Linked DNA regions of Homo sapiens: region 1 is linked to region 2. Evidence: chromatin loops called from intact Hi-C (ENCODE). Cell type or tissue: heart right ventricle. All regions are shown on one strand. Region 1 overlaps CARD19 (caspase recruitment domain family member 19). Region 2 overlaps WNK2 (WNK lysine deficient protein kinase 2).

What was found. Hi-C counts contacts between places; a loop is a spot of excess contacts. Peaks named below come from ENCODE experiments on the same cell type or tissue, not always from the same donor. Only the 100,000 strongest peaks of a DNase experiment are listed, where the experiment ranks them.
Region 1: a loop joins it to region 2, with 4 times the contacts of the local background. A loop is called at or near these places in 53 of 110 quality-filtered maps.

The regions. Positions count from the first base shown.
Region 1 is chr9:93,104,890-93,112,889 of GRCh38, reverse strand. CARD19 (caspase recruitment domain family member 19) reads right to left here. Exons shown (of 6, transcript NM_032310.5): 2 at 5,074-5,216; 3 at 2,169-2,322; 4 at 952-1,011; 5 at 601-672. Among named protein-coding and RNA genes, the nearest start is that of CARD19, 13 kb to the right of the region's middle. RefSeq lists enhancers at 4,308-4,457, 4,885-5,385. In heart right ventricle, CTCF peaks have their summits at 3,321 and 3,537 (motif pointing left); a DNase peak (open chromatin) is centred at 3,539; H3K27ac peaks cover 1,008 bases.
Region 2 is chr9:93,300,380-93,308,379 of GRCh38, reverse strand. WNK2 (WNK lysine deficient protein kinase 2) reads right to left here. Exons shown (of 30, transcript NM_006648.4): 27 at 1,559-1,603; 28 at 1-52. Among named protein-coding and RNA genes, the nearest start is that of WNK2, 120 kb to the right of the region's middle. RefSeq lists enhancers at 1,107-2,011, 6,267-7,179. In heart right ventricle, CTCF peaks have their summits at 3,324 (motif pointing right) and 5,520 (motif pointing right); DNase peaks (open chromatin) are centred at 2,559, 3,309, 5,539, 7,439 and 2 weaker places; H3K27ac peaks cover 2,836 bases.

The sequences.
Region 1 (8,000 bases), 200 kb after region 2:
AGGGTGCTCCCTCCCGGTCATGGTCTCGGCTTGAGTTGAAAAGACAAGAATTAGGGCAGATTCCAGAGCCCCCAGCTCCCACCCGAGTGACCCACGGGCCTTTGAGTCCTGCCATGTGTGCCTGTGTCCCCTCACCCAGTAAGCCTCCCAGCACGACAAACTCAGGCATCACAGAAAAGGGAGACGGGGCAGGCCAGGCTGGGTGCCAGTAGAGGGGCCCTGGAAGGTTCCTGTGCATCAGGCCTGTGGCTGCTGGAGAGACCCAAGGCCCTGGGGCACGTGACCTGCTCAAGGGCCCCACATGGTTCAAGGTCACAGATGTGGCAGGGCTTTGTAACACCCAGAGTCCTGGCTGCACCCCTCCTCCCGCTAGAGGTCATCATTCTCTGGTTCCCAAGGGTGGCAGGGGCCAGTGGACGCTGGGAGCCTCCTCACATCCCCTTTCTCAGGAGCCCTGCGAGGTGACACCATCCCACTGCACAAGTGTGGACACCGAGGTACGAAGAGGCCAAGGGGTCCCAAATTGGGCAGGGTCTGGGGCCCTGGCTTGGTGGCAGAGGGGAGGCAGGCCCAGCCCCATGAGGATCCGCTTGCACCCACCTGGCGGATAGCAGTACAGGAGCAGGGCCAGTCCCACAGCAAGGCCCAGGCCAGCCAGGAAGCTCATGGGTCCTGGGGAGAAACCAGCGTGAACAGGGCTCCCCTGGGCCTCAGAGGGGTGGGGTCCTGAGGCCTGGGGGCTGCGCAGGGGAGTGGGGGTGCCAGGCTGAGGTGCTGCCTGAAGAGCCCCCAAACGAGCACCTTAGGGGGGGGGTCTGTCACCAACAGAAGGCCAGGAATGGAGCCAGACTTGGGGTGGAGAAGCCCCTGAGGCGGAGATGGAGCCCTGGGGAGGGTAAAGAGAGAGGGAGAGAGAGGGAGAGAGAGGGAGGGGCAGCAGGGAGGTGTTACCCCTGTTACTCAGCTCGCCGCTCTGGCTGCCCGAGTCTAGCTCTGTGCAATCTGAGTTCTCTGGAAACAAAACCACAGAGCATAGTTAGTCAACGGGCAGGGCCGGAGGGCAAGGTAGTCACCCCGCAGGAAGCCCAAGGTTGCTGCTGCCTCCTGGGGCCGCCAGGCCGAACCAGGCTGTGGCACCTGAGGCTAGCCCTCCTCAGGGAACTATGCACAGTCTGGGTCTTCTCCTCTGCTCCAACTCCTGGACGGGCCTAAAGGCACCCGGGAGCCACAGAAGGTGCTCTACCTCCAGTGGGGCCAAGGCTTGGCCCTGCCTGGTTTTGAAAGCCCCCTGTGGCATACTCGTGGCTGGGGAGGGAGAGCCAGTCCCACCTGCAGGGCTGGGCCTCCCCTCGAGCTCTCCCCGCCCACCGTCTGCACTGTGTTCTGTGAGGCGTGGGGAGGCCTCCAGGGGGTCAGAGACCACAGCCCAGTAGCCTGGGACAAGCCGCCCAGTCCCTCTGGTCTCTGTCCTGTTGTCTAAGGGCCAAGGGGCAGTAGCCCCTCCTCCAGGGGCCCTGAGCACAGAGGCGTCAGATCAGAGTTGCCATCTTCAACTTGATATGCCCCCCACATCCCAGCAGCTCTGTGGGCCCAGGCTACTGGCATCCACATGACTCCCAGGGCCTGAGTCCACACTGCCTGAGGACAGGAGCCTCAAAACTGAAATGCACGTGCTTCGGACCAGCCATCCGTGCCTGACAATGTCCTATGGAAACACCCACACGTGTGCAGATCGCTGCAATGAAAGGGTCCGTCATGGGGTTGGGTAATTCCAGCTGGGACCGCCTAGGAGCGCCATGCAGCTGTGGGAACAAGGTTGCTGTCCACACAGACATGAAGGGATCCCCGTGGAATGAGGTTAGAAAAGGAAGGGCAAGAGTGGACGTATAAGATGCCCCATGCTGTGTGAAAACTGCCATGAGAGAGAGACGGAGGAAGGGGGAGAAAGTGGGAGACAGAGACCAACATCTGCACTGCCTGTGCCTGCCACACTCTCCCCTCGGGGCCAGAGGGTGGCCTCTGGGGAGGGGCTGAGGCGAGAGGGGATGCCAGGCCTGGGCTGCAGCAGACTTGGGTGGTCATGGAGGACATCCATGCCATCAACGGCAGGCTGGGGTGCCCTCCCCGGGCCAGCACCAAGCATGCATGGTTGGTGATGTGGAACTTACGCAGAGCGTGGCGGCTGGGCAGGCGGCTGTGCAGGGGCTGGGCATGGATATACAGGGCTCGGTAGAACTCCTGGCAGTCCCGCTCACCGCTCCGCTGCAGGTGGCTCAGGAGGTCACAGAGCCGCACACGCAAGGATGCCTTGGGGTTCCGGAACTGAGGGTACAAGGGGGTGCCAGGGAAGATCAGGCCAGGGGGGCTGGCTGTGGGTCAGGGCAGGGCACCAAGGTCAGGCCCCCAGCCTCAGCTTCCCTGTTGGGTGTCAGGACACCTGCTGGATGGCAGCTCCTGTGACAACCTGCCCCTTACCCACACCACATAGTGCCTGGCATTGCCTCTGTCACAGGCATCACTGCTACTCCTCATACTCCCTGTGGGGTGGGAGGTTGGGAAACAGGCTGGGAGTGGTCACAAAGAAAGCATGGGGCTGGCAAGGTGCGGTGGCTCATGCCTGTAATCCCAGCACTTTGGGAGGCTGAGGCAGGCAGATCACGAGGTCAGGAGATCGAGACCATCCTGGCTAATACGGTGAAACCCCCGACTCTATTAAAAATACAAAAAACTTAGCCGGGTGTGGTGGTGGGCACCTGTAGTCCCAGCTACTCGGGAGGCTGAGGCAGGAGAATGGTGTGAACCCGGGAGGCGGAGCTTGCAGTGAGCTAAGATCGTGCCACTGCACTCCAGCCTGGGCGACAGAGCAAGACTCCATCTCGAAAAAAAGAAAGCACAGGGCTGGTGACATCATTCCAAGTGTTGGGACATAGTGTGGCTTCCTGTGTGACCTTAGCCAGCTACTCCACCCCTCAGAGACTTGGTTTCTTCATTTGTAAAAAAGGGATAATGAACCCTCATGGTAGGCTGTGACAGGGAATTAATGAAGTGATGGTATAAGTGCTAACTTCTGTTATTTTTCAGTCTACAGAATGTGATTCAAGTTTTAAAAAAGTAAGTTGAAGCCAGGCACAATGGCTCATGCCTATAATCCCAGCACTTTGGGAGGCTGAGGCAGGCGGATCAGGAGTTCCAGGTCAGGAGTTTGACACCAGCCTGGCCAACACGGTGAAACCCCATCTCTACTAAAAGTACAAAAAATTGACTGGGCATGATGGTGCATGTTTAATCCCAGCTTCTTGGGAGGCTGAGGCCAGAGGATTGCTTGAAACTGGGAGGCAGAGGTTGCACTGAGCCGAGATCATGCCACTGCACTCCAGCCTGGGCGACAGAGACTCCATCTCAAAGAAAAAAAAAAAAAGACAGAAGTATTGGCTCTTTTGATGTGTATGACAGAGAAATGTGTGGTTCTCAAGGTCAGTGGACAGGCCACTGGGCCTTGACCTCCAGGACCTGGAGTCTGTGGCCTGGTGCTGCCACCTGGTGGCAGCATATCATTCTACATGGCCACAGGGAACTGGAGTTAAACCATGGCAGTGTGAAAATGGCAGGCAGATGGGTGGCAGGAGCTGTGGTGTCTGTGAGGAAGGAATATGTGCTTTTTCTTGTATAAACGTCTTAAACTTTCTAAACTTTTTAAAAGTGAACATGCATTAGACTTCAATTGCAATAATAAGAGATTTGGATTTGAGCTCCTAACTTTTAAAATTACTGTACCACCTTCAAAACGGAAGAAGCACCTGAGCCAGTAGCAGGGCCCGTGTTGACTCCTGTTCTGTTGTGGGCCAACCTCATTGTTCCAGGAGATGCCCCAACCCTCAGGATAGCCCTGCACGTGGCACCTGTCAAGGAACAGGTGGCTCAGTGGGGGCGCCAGAGCCACAGATGTGGGTAGGGTCGGCAGGGTGTGGCTAACTCTCTCATCCAATGTCCCCTCAGGGCCACCTGGCACTGGGGTGATGGAGCAGAACAGACCTCCCAAGACAGAGCCCAGGAATTGCATCTTAAATGCCATCTCCAGCAGAGCCACCCTGGTGTGCCCAGCTCTGCAGCTCTGAGAGGCCAGGGCCATGTGACAGAGTGACAGCCACTGGCCCTGGGCACTTTCCCAAATAATAGGATGAACTCAAGATGTGGCCTGACACTCCTGAAATGAGTGGCCCTGGGCAAGTGGCTGCCTCTTGAGCCTTCGGACCACCTCTGTGAGATGGGGTGATGAGCGTGGCTGCCCACAGGGCTGCAGGGCCATCTGGCGACAAGGGCTCTCGGGCAGGCGTTTACCCGGCTCAGCTCAGTCAGTCCTCACCACACCTGCCAGGCAGGGGCTCTCGGTGTCCACTCCACACATGGGGGAGGCTGGGGTTCTGAGGGGACCAGCCCGCTCAGCACTGCTGAGAGGGGCAGACTGGGGCGCGGCTGTGGGGTGAGTCAGCATCTGCCTTCCTAGAAGCTCAGCTGCCTACCTGTGACATGCTGGGCTTTCCAGCCTCGTACAGTAATATAGAAATTAGAGAAAAGGAAGCAATTGTTTGCCCGCTTTGAACCTTCGGAAGATGCAGAGTGCAAAGCCCTGTGGCACTGGGGTGGGCCGGGCCCATTATCTGTTCCCCATCCCACTTCGGCTCTCCCTCTGCCTCCTCCCTCCTCACCCCTCCCTCCTGCCCTCTTTCTCGCCTCCCTCCGTATCTTATACTGTTGTGTGCTTCATGTATTGTCACATGTTATCTCCTGTAACCTCCCAGCAACTCGGGAAGGGGACAGCAGACCCAATGACATATGAAGAAACCGAGGCACAGAGAGCTGATGTTCCGAGCCTGGTTGGGCTCACCCCAAAGGGCCAGTTTGTAGCTCAGGCAGCCTTAGTAGCCAGGTCCAGATGTGTCACCTCTGAATCCTGACATACCTAGTGTGTCATCCCATGAGAGAATGACCCAGGGCTGGTCACCAGCTTCTCCCAGCCCAGAAAGGAAGGGAAACTGAGCAGTGTCTCGGGTACCCCCCTCACCTCCTCAGCACCTTTTCCGCCTCCTTGTTGGTAAGGATCTGTGGGTAGTAACGGTTCAGCTGGAGGATGATCCTGTCCACCTGCTGCTCACTCAAGCGCCCATGGCCTGTCAGGAAAGGCGTGTCCTGCACCAGGCGGTCACAATAGGTCTGATCTAAAACAGATAGCACAGGGTCATGAGCCAGCACAGCCCAAGGGGACCAGAGACGACAGCCTCGTACTGACACTGACCACAGGAAGGCATCACCCCCAAGGTGGGTTCCCACCAGGAGGGTGAACCTGCAGAATCACAGCCATCCCAGCCTGTGTGGTGCGCATTGCCCAGCTGAGAGCTGCCCCTGGCCTGCCAACCTGCCTCTCCAGAAGATGGAAGTGAGGGGTTGCGGTGGAAACCCACTTTCACAGAGCTTATCACAGAAAACAAACTCAGAGGGGCGAAGAATCTACTTTTCATGGGCCACCTGCAGGGCCATCAGGAAATAGCTCAGTTCTGGGGAAGGTACAGGTGGCACAGGTGGCTCAGAATGCCCAGGGCCAGGCACGGTGGCTCAGACCAGTTGTGATGGCTCACACCCGTAATACCAACATTTTGGGAGGCTGAGGTGGGTGGATCACTTGAGCTCAGGAGTTCGAGATCAAGAATGCCCAGATGTGCGCTCTGCAGATCTTCACAGTGGCACAGATACAGGGACACAGGGCTCAGGGTGGCCTGTGCTGGGATCACCATGGGACACAGTGTGTCTGCAAGGCCTTAAGAAGCTTCTACCAACAATAAACCAGTGAGTTCTCCCAGAGGGCTAGAAATGCTTTTCATTTGCCTTTTTTTTTTCCAGAATCACCATTAAAATATCATTTTACCACCTTTTCCATTAAGAATGTTTCTTAGAATGGCAGATGTTTAAGGCTGAGCGGTGGAGTGATGACGGAAGGGCATGGAGAGGATGGGGCACAGGACCCCCACAGGGACTGAACAAGTGCATCACCCTACATACTTGTGGCAGCTTGTCCTGTTTCCCCATGTACACAAAGAAAATATTTATAGAATATAACACAAAAGAAACTGAGAAGGGACTCTAAATGTGTTACTATAAAATATCAACAAAACACAAAAGAAGGCAGTAATAGAATAAATGAGGGTCAAAAAAGCTACAAGACATACAGGAAACAAATAGCAAAATGGCAGTAGTAATACATTCCTTATCAGCAATTACTTCAAATGCAAATAGGTTAAACTTTGTTTTTTTTTTTTTGTTTTTTTTTGAGATAGAGTCTTGCTCTGTCACCCAAGCTGGAGTGCAGTGGCCCAATCTCGGCTCACTGCAACCTCTGCCTCCTGGGTTCAAGCAATTCTTCCTGGGATTACAGGCATGTGCCACAACACCCAGCTGGTTTTTGTATTTTTTTTTTTTTTTTAGTAGAGACAGGGTTTCACCATGTTGGCCAGGCTGGTGTCAAACTCCTGACCTCAGGTGATCTGCCTACCTCAGCCTCCCAAAGTGCTGGGAATACAGGTGTAAGCCACCACACCCAGCCAAATTTTCCTATCAAAAGGCATAGATTGGCAGAGTGGATTTTTAAAATATGATACAACTAAGTGCTGTCTACAAAAGACTCACTTTAGATCTAAAGACACAAAGAAGTTGAAAATGAAAGGATGTAAAAAAAACCCATACAAATAGTAAACAAAAGAGAGATGAGGTAACTATACTAATATCAGACAAAATAGACTATAAGTCAAAAACGATTAGAAGAGATTAAAAAGTACATTATGTATTAATAAAAGGATAAATTCATCAATAATATGTAACAGTTATAAACATATATGCACCAAATATCAGAGCTTCAAAATATATGAAGCAAACACTGGCAGAATTGAAGGGAGAAATAGATATCTCTATAATAATATTTGGAGACTTCAAAACACCACTTTCAGTAAGAGACAGAACCACTAGACAGAAGATAAATGAGGAAACAGGACTTCAACAACACCGTAAGCCAATTATACCTGGCAGACATACACAGAACACTCCATACCACAATAAAGAAGAGATATTTTTATCAAGTGCACATGAAACATTCCCCAAGATAGGCCACAAAACAAGTTTGTAGCCACAAAATAAGCTTTAATATATTCAAAAAGGTTGAAATCATATAAAAAATATTTTCTGATCACATAGAATGAAACCAGAAATCAATAATAGAAAACTAAAAAAACTCACAAATATGTGAAAATTAAACAGCCAATGGGGCCAGGCATGGTGGCTCACACCTGTAATCACAGCACTTTGGGAAGCTAAGGCAGGCAGATCACTTGAGGCCAGAAGTTTGAGACCAGCCTGGCCAACATGGCAAAACCCCATCTCTACTAAAAATACAAAACTTAGCCGGGCATGTTGGCGCACGCTTGTAATCCCAGCTACCTGGGAGGCTGAGGCACGAGAAATCCTTGAACCTGGGAGGTGGAGGTTGTAGTGAGCTGAATTTGTGCCACTGCACTCCAGCATGGGTGACAGAGCAAGACTCTGTCTCAAACAAACAAACAAAAAACCAATGGGTCAAAAGAGAAATCATGAGGTAAATTAGGAGGTAACATGAGAAAGGCAGAAACACACACACACACACACACACACGCACACACACACGCGCGTGCACACACACACACACACCTTACACCGCGCTAAAACCTAAGGGATGCAGCAAAAACAATGCTGAGAGGGAAAATTATAGTTGCAAATGCATATATTAAAAAAATCTTAAATCAGTAACCTAACATTACACCTTAAGGAATGAGAAAAGGAAAAAGTAAAGACCAGAGAGCTTGAAGAGCAAACTAAACCCAAAGCTCACAGAAGGAAGGATATAATCAAGATTAGAGTGAAGACAAATGAAATAGAGAATCGAAAAACAGTGGAGAAAAATCAAGAAAACCAAAGTTGAT
Region 2 (8,000 bases):
GCGGGCTGGGGGCCTGGCTCAGGGCCTGGGGCCAGGCTGCTGGTGGAGGACCCTGGGGAGTCACACACAGGCCAGGATTGGTGACGCCACACACGCACCCAGGCCCCCAGTGGGCTGGCCGCATTCATTCTTACGTGACAGCTGAGACAATGGTCTCACTTGGGCCAGGCAGCACCTTGCTTCAAGAGGCGGTCGGATTAAGGGGCCTGGCTGCCCAGGGTCAGACATGGTGGGGCATTTCCATGGGCTGTGCCAGGTGGCCATCACCCACCTCAGAAGCCAGGCCAGGGGACAGGACTCTGCAGCAGCCGGCAGCCTCTGCTCAGCATCCACTCTGTGCCCACCGCTGCCCATCCCCAGACTCACGTGTGAGAGAGCTCAGGAAACTCCTGGCACAGCCAGACACACTGGGCTTCGGAGTCATGGTGCCTAGAGTCAGGTTCCTCGGGCTCTCTCTGGCCTGTGCATCCTCAGCCGTAACATGAGGACGCGGGGCGGTGGAGTACCGTGTGCAGAGCGCTCAGCACACACGGCGGGCTGGCCTGCAGGCAGCCCCCTGGCCCACGGGAAAATGCCTGCCAGGGCTGCCTGACTTGCATTCCCATGAATTTTAATGGTCTGGTTGTTTGGAATTCCAGACATAGAAATTGTCCTGACCAGCGCATTCGCATTCGAGGAAGGTATTCATAAAGGGTACCCATGCCTGGGGCTGCCTGACGCGGCCCCACCAGCTCCTGCCATGGGCTGCGGCCAAACGCCCTGCTGCAGGAGGGAGCTGGGAGCCGCTCTGCTGACCATTAGCACACCAGAGCACTCGGCTGCTTCATTCAAAGTGTTTTTTAAGGGACTAAAATGAGACTTTAAAAATTTTAAATCATACCCTTTCCAGGCAACACATGTAATTTCTCGTTGGCAATTTTGAATAAGCCAATTCAAAAATTTTCTGCATAGAGAAACAATCTAATGACCATCTCTTCAAACAAGCTGTCCCAAAATGTAGTGGACTTTAGTGGCTAGCAATGAAAAAGCACAGACACAGACAATTAAAAATTAGTGATGAGATTTGACACACATGGAGCTATTCCTACATGAAAAGTTCAGCCAGAAAAGAAAAAAAATATTTTTTCGAGAGAGAGAGATGAGAGAGAGAGAGAGGTGAGTGGCCCAAGGAGACTAATACCCACTCAGTCCTGGCATCTCTCCTCGTGGGGAGGCACTCATCTTTAGGACTTCAAGGAAATACTCATTCCTACGGTTTTGGAAAAGGAGCCAATTAATGATCGGCAATTTGCGGGTGTTCCGGGGAAGGATAAGCCCGTTAGATGTGAACTGGCGAGACCGCACAAACTCTAGGCGCCACGAGACACACGGGGGAGCCGAGGACAGCGATCCCGCCAGGCAGAAGCGAAGCAGTGCCCGGCCGAGAGGCATGGAGCAGGCGCGGGGCAGGCACAGGGCAGGCCCACGCCCGCCCGGCCGCGGGAACCCTGATGTGCGCTAGCCACGAGAAAGCCCATGCGATGAGAGAGGACAAAGGGGAAAAAACCCGGATAATTACTACTGCTGTGTTCTTTGCCTAGGCAGAGACGCTTCAGGGCAGACCCTGCAAGGGAAAAAGAAACGACACAAGACCACAGGGTTAGGCAGAACAGCACACACTGGGACACGCTACCACACTAAGCAAAAGTCGTCAGTGTGCAGGGAGGGGCAGACACAGGCAGCAGTTCAGAGAGAGGGCCGACCCGGCCGGGGGAAACGGGGCAGCCCCTGGAGAGAGGGTGCAGGCTCCCACGAGCTTCGCCGAGGGGGCAGAGGTGCCAGGGCCAAGCCCCTAAGCTTCAGGGAGAAGTGTTTGTCTCTAGAAGCATATTCTAAGAAAAGTAAAAGAGAAAGAAAAAAGAAAAGAAAAAAGAAAAAAGCAAAGCACACCGCTTGGCTTTCAAACATCAGGCTTCTGGGAGCCCCACTGATGGAGGCAGGACACCCTGCTGAGTCGGCCACGGGAGCTCTGGAATGGAGCTGGGCACAGCTGGGCTTGGCCGCCGAAGCCCATCGGAGGTTTTCCAAGTGCAAAAAGATACATTGTTTTGCAGGTTGGAGGCCAAGTCTGGATCTCAGATGGCTGCCTCAGATGAGGTCAGCGGCAAGTGTTGAGTAGGGGACTCGAGGGTTTCTATCTAGGGGCTGACCTCAATGTCTGGGGACACTACCGCCTCATTAACAAGTCAGTATCCACAAGGGGTAGGGCAAGGCCTCAGCCTGGAACATTTCTGGCCTCCTTCTAACTGGGACCACCACTAAACCGACTGGTCCCAACTACCCAGAGGGCACCTGGTATACACTGAATGCAATGTCCTAGCCAGTCAGTGCCCAGCCTGGTGGGGACAAGGTCCCCAGGGCAGGCTGGGCCGGAAGGCACGGCCATCCCTGCTTATCCTATAGGCAGGCAGAGCTGGGACGGGCAAGCACAGGCTCAGACTTCCCCAAGGTCACTCGGCAAAGCCTCACTAGCACAGAGGCTCTGTCTACACTCCAGCCCACGGCCCCTTGCCAGGAGCACACTCCCTCCGCAGCAGGAACACGCTCCTCAGCGCTGTTCCCGGGAGACCTAAAAAGGAGCGACTCTGATCTTGCAGGGACTCAGAAAACCTGGCAACGTCTGCCTTCCTTCTCCAGAAGGGCTCATGCCTCCTGCCTCGGGGGACAGCGGGCAACTTGTCGTCCAGCTCCTTGGCCCAAGCTCGGCCTGAGTTGTGCATCCTGGACTTGGAAACCTAGCTCAACTATTTTTAGTCCATTCTGTCTGTTCCTGAGCTAGTGTGGGGAAAGGTGAGGTGGTGTTCTGTTGCAGACTTTACTGTTCTAATAAAAAGGAGGGAGCCCAGCGGGAGGGATCCAGACCAGTGGGCTCTGGGTGAGCAGCTCCGAAGGGCTGTTCCCTGGCTGCTCTGTTCTGAGATGAAACCCTGCCAGGAACACAGAGCTGATATCCCCTCAATGGCTCACTCAAGTTTACAGGGGAGGTATGGCTGGTTTTCTGTAGTGCAGGAGGGGCCCCTGAAGTCTGTGATGCAGGCTAGGCTAGGATCCAATATGTAGGGGCACTGGGTGAGCACCAATTTCCCTGGCAGGCTTTGTCGGGGGCTGTGGCCCATGGTCCCATGTAGACAGTCCTAAGCCAGGTGCTTCAAAAAGCTGCTCTGTGTCTATCTGGCAGCTCTTGGTGTGGCTGGAACTCTACATTCAGTGCTAATTCCTGGCTGTTGCCATGCTGGGAAGAACACCATCAAACAGGCCGGCTGCCGGCTGGGAACCACCAGAGGGAGCCTGGACCTGCGATCAGAGCTGGGACTCACTCACTGTCCTGGGAACCTGGGGTCTGGAGTGTCTGGAGGACACGGCACCTGCTCAGAGCCAGGGAGCAACCCTGGCCCACGGAGGCCTCCACGGGCCCTTCCTAAACTTGGGCCCCTCCTAAACTTGGGCCCCAGTGACCAGTGTGCAGACGGCTCCTAGACCTCCAGACAAACTGATGGGTGCCAGTCTTTCAAGGCCATGCTGTCGGACGCCACTCACTGCAGACAACTGGGCTGGGGCAGAGACCTCCCCACACTCTGGACAGCCCTGCCCGTCCTTAGGTGGCTCCTTAGTCCACCTCTCCAGAGCCTCGGCCTCGATTGGGCCCTGCCCCTCACTTGCCCACCATGCAGATGGCACCCAAAGACAGCCCCCACCTGGCCCCCTGCCACTCGCTCTGTGCCAGGAAAAGCACCCCCACCTCCTGTCCATAAGGCAGCAACGGGAGAACAAAGGAAACTTTCAGGAGGCTGCCAATTGACGCCAGGCCCACCTCGGTCTCCCTGTGGGGCTTCCATCCCCAGCCAGGCCCAGGAAGAGGCGGCGCCAAGGCCCTGGACTGCTCAGTGGTGCTGGGGCGGGGGCTTGGCAGCCTCATCCCAGCTGTTGGGGGATCCGCTGCTTTCTTCCCAGAATGTAAAAGTGGCAGCACACAGGACGACAGGAGGGCCGGCTCTTGGACTTGGCATCTCCTGCTTTTGTGCAGCCGACATCAGCTGAAGCCCCCCAGGCGCAAGTGGAGGCTCCCTCCCCACTCCAGCCATGGCACAAAAACAGCCTGCTCTTGGGTCAACGGCCCTGCCCTCTGGGTAGCCCGAGCACCTGCCCCATCCAGACCCTCAGCCTGTGGCCAAGAAGACATCTCAACCAAGAAGGATTCAAACTGAGGGTGTGTGCCTGGGACAGGGGGACTAAAAAGTGGTCAGCCCCTGAGCAATCCCCACATTCGCTTTTCACCTCACAGGGCTCAATACTGCCCAGGAGCCCACGGGACAGCTGGGGCAGCCCACCTCCCATCATGGGTGCCCTGGCGGCTTCACCTCAGTCCCCCACAACTTCCCGCGCACCCTCAGGTGGGTCAGCCCCCGCCATGGTCAGCACTGGCTCCCTTTTCTGGCACAGGAGAAAAATGGGCATCCAGGGACAAAACCCCTTTTAAGGTGTCTACGTATTGAACAACCATGTTCTTGAGCCAAAAACTGTCCACAAAGCATGCATTGGGAAGCAGGATCTGCCTTGGCTCTGCCCAGGGAGACCTGGGGCTGTTTTCATGTTGCCTTGAGCTAAATGACCCCACATTGCACTAGGCCCCATTGCACACAGGCCTGCTCCACAGACAGCCCACAGTGGTACGCAGCACTGACCACCCTGGCTGCAGAGGTCAGGGCCTGGTGGGCGCAGTGCAGGGTGGGGGCCCTCCTCTCTGGATGCCCTCCACCCCGAGGCCTCCTGAACACCTGCTGCAAAGAGCCTCGCTGAGCATGCACTCTCTCCCCACCGGGAGGGATGAAAGCATTCCACGGTGGGAGAAGGCCTAGAAGGCATCGTGCAGTGACACCGGAGGGTCCCTGAGCCAAACATGCTGCAGCCAACAGCCAATGTGGAGAAAACCCAAAGAGATACCAGCGTGCAGAGAGAAAGGCCCACAGGGTGCCAGAACATGCCCGGTCAGGTGGGAAGATCCAGAAGGACCCCAGCTTCTGACAAGCAGAACCAACAGAACCACGACCAGAGGTGCCATCTCAGCATCTGCACCTGACCCTCCTCCCTGGCTCCAAGGCCAACATCCCTTAGAATGCACTGGGCCAGGTGTGGTGGCTCCCACCTGTAATCCCAGCACTTTGGGAGGCCAACGTGGGTGGACTGCTTGAGCCCAGGAGGTCTAGACCAGCCTAGGCAACATGGTGAGACCCTGTCTCTACTAAAAATACAAAAAAGTAGCTGGGTGTGGTGGTGCAGACCTGTGGTCCCAGCTACTTGGGAGGCTGAGGTGGGAAGATTGCTTGAGTCAGGGAAGCGGAGGTTGCAGTGAGCTGAGATCTTGCCGCTGCACTCCAGTCTGGGTAACAGAGCCAGACTTTGTCTCAAAAAAAAAAAGGGAGACTGCTCTGGGGCACTGGGTCATGTGAGCTCCCCACAGCAACTGCTGACCACAAGGGGGCATCTGCAAGCTGGGTGAGAAGTCTATGCCAAGGGGCCCAGCTCACAGGGGTTCTAAGCAGGGCCTTGCACTCCCTAGGGGTCTGTCCACCTGCTGCTCCCAGCCTCCACTGCTTTATTCCCTGTCCTGCACCTTGAGTCAGCTCGGGCCTCTGGAGGTGCCTGCTGCACTGCCCTGCTCTATCCCTGGGCACAGCCACCTGGGCACCCGCAGCCCATCCTCTGGCCTGGCCTCAACCCACCCTGCCTGGGGCCGTTTCATCTTCTCTGACCTTCACAGAGGCCAGGATCCTTCTATATTTCAAAATTTAACACATTTTGTTTTCCTGGAACTGTTTCTCTTCCAGGAAGTGGGAGTGCCCCACACCAGGGCAGTGAGCTGAAAGCTCTCCCCAGGCCCTAGGGAGCAAAGGCTGGGCTGGCTGCGCCGGCTGCCCCCCACTAGCCGCACCTTGGCATCCACCCTGCTCCTCCTCTACTTGCAGCGCGACCCCCGACCCCTCGGTGTCTTCCATACACCGACCTCAGCGTCTTCCTAGCCCATCTGCTCACACTACCCCTGCCTGCAACCCTCCCTCCTGGCCTCCAAGCCTGGCGCAATCCCACAGCTTCCGCCCAAGTCCTCAGCCTCTCAGCGCTCACAGGGCTGCGCCCACCCCTGCAGTCTTTCCCCTGGAGGTGCTTGGTCTCCTCACAGACCCCACAGCTCTCCCTTCTCTTTTGGGCTGCCCTGGGGGTTTACCCATGAGCAGCAGATGTGCCAGTGGATGGCTCAACAAGAAGTCCAGCCTCCACAGCCCAGGGGCACAGAGGCAGGAGGGGCCAGTCCCAGCCACATCCCAGGAGAGTGGCAGAGACTTCGGAGGCCTGGAGCTGATCCAGACAGGGCTTGAGAGGCGCCCAGGGCAGAGGCCCACCTGGGCTCTCCCCGGCCAGCAACTTCAGAGTGTGGGGGAACTGGGGGAGACATTATGGCCCAAAAAGACTAAGACTAAGACTTGCCTGATGGGGGCTAAGCCGTGAAAACAAGCAATACCACAAAACACAGCATGGGGGTGGAAGTGGGGCCTGGGTAGGCGCCATACCTGACACTAACACCCTGCACTGAGTCTCCCAGGTGCCCTCGCCCCCAGTGACAGCCCCAGATCGAGCCGCACATGCAGGAGCCGGAAGAGGAGCAGCAAGTGAGGCACAAGGCCAGCAGGGCCGGGAACCGGCTGCGGAGAAGGAACCACAGCCGGCTGCCATAAGAGGACCCAGAGACGCAGGGGTGGGGGGGAAGGCGCCCACTCCTCCCCAGATTCAACTCAGCAACTCACCAGACACCAGGCCACCCAGACCCCCAGACCAACAGCCCAGATGACATGGTGGCCGAAACAGGGCAGCCTGTTAAACAGGCGAACGGGAAGCCCTGGGAAGGCCCTGGCATTCCTACATGGCCCTTGTGTCCTCGAATTGCCTGCCCGGAGAATGATGACCCACATGGACCTCTGATGGGGTGGGTGGATGGCAGTGGACGCCTCCCACAGGCATGGCCTCTGGCTCCCAACAAGCACAATGTATCTTTATTGTACAAGCAAAAAGTCACGTGCCCCAAACCAGCATATCCAATCCAATTGTTGAAAAAGCTTAATTTTCCTGTTAAAAAGACAAAAGCCTAAAAATCTCACAGCTTTTGGTTCACTGGCCGATCGTCCTGAGGGTTAAAAACAAACTGCGTGCTTTGGGATGGCCCCAAGCAGGCAGAGCCTTCCCTGGAGATGGAGTTCCTGGGCACTAACTGTGTTCCAGGGGATCTGAGCAAGGCTGGGACTGGGTTTTGGCTTAGTAGCAATTGGAGGAACTGCGTCATTGACTTCATCCCTGCGGTCATGGGAGGTCACAGGAAAATACAGCAAGTAAAGTGCTCCCACTGGCTGGAGGAGGAGGAGGAGCCGGCCAAGCAGGATGCATGCTCCAAAGAAGAGCTGCCCAGGTGGCCGTCACTCTCCTATTTGGGGTTGGAGACAGCAGTGGGTGAGGAGCAATGACAAAGGGGACCAGACCTGCCCTTCCAGTGGGGAGGGGCTGGGGAGGCCCGAACTGGAGCACGTTCTCTCAGCATTTCCACATGCAGGGCACAGGGCGGTGGGTGTGCAGGGTACTGGGTGCTGGGATTTGGCCCTGGTACAGAAACCACGCCCTCCAGTGACCTTTAGAACCGTATAGGCTCGCTATGTGCATGTCTTCACAGTCCAGACACGCGTGACACACACTGTGCATCTGGAGGAGGTTGGGGTTGTCTTTTTGTTGTCGCTGGAACTGGGGACAGCGGACATGTATATTTGCCACAATTGCAACAGAAAAAAAAACTACATCCAACATAAAAAAAAAAATTAAATAAATGAGGTGACGAAAAGAATGCAAAGGGCTCCAGTCCTTCTGGGCAGAGGTGCCCGGGGCGGAAGGCAGGCCAGCCGCTGCACATGCTTTCCGTGCCCAGG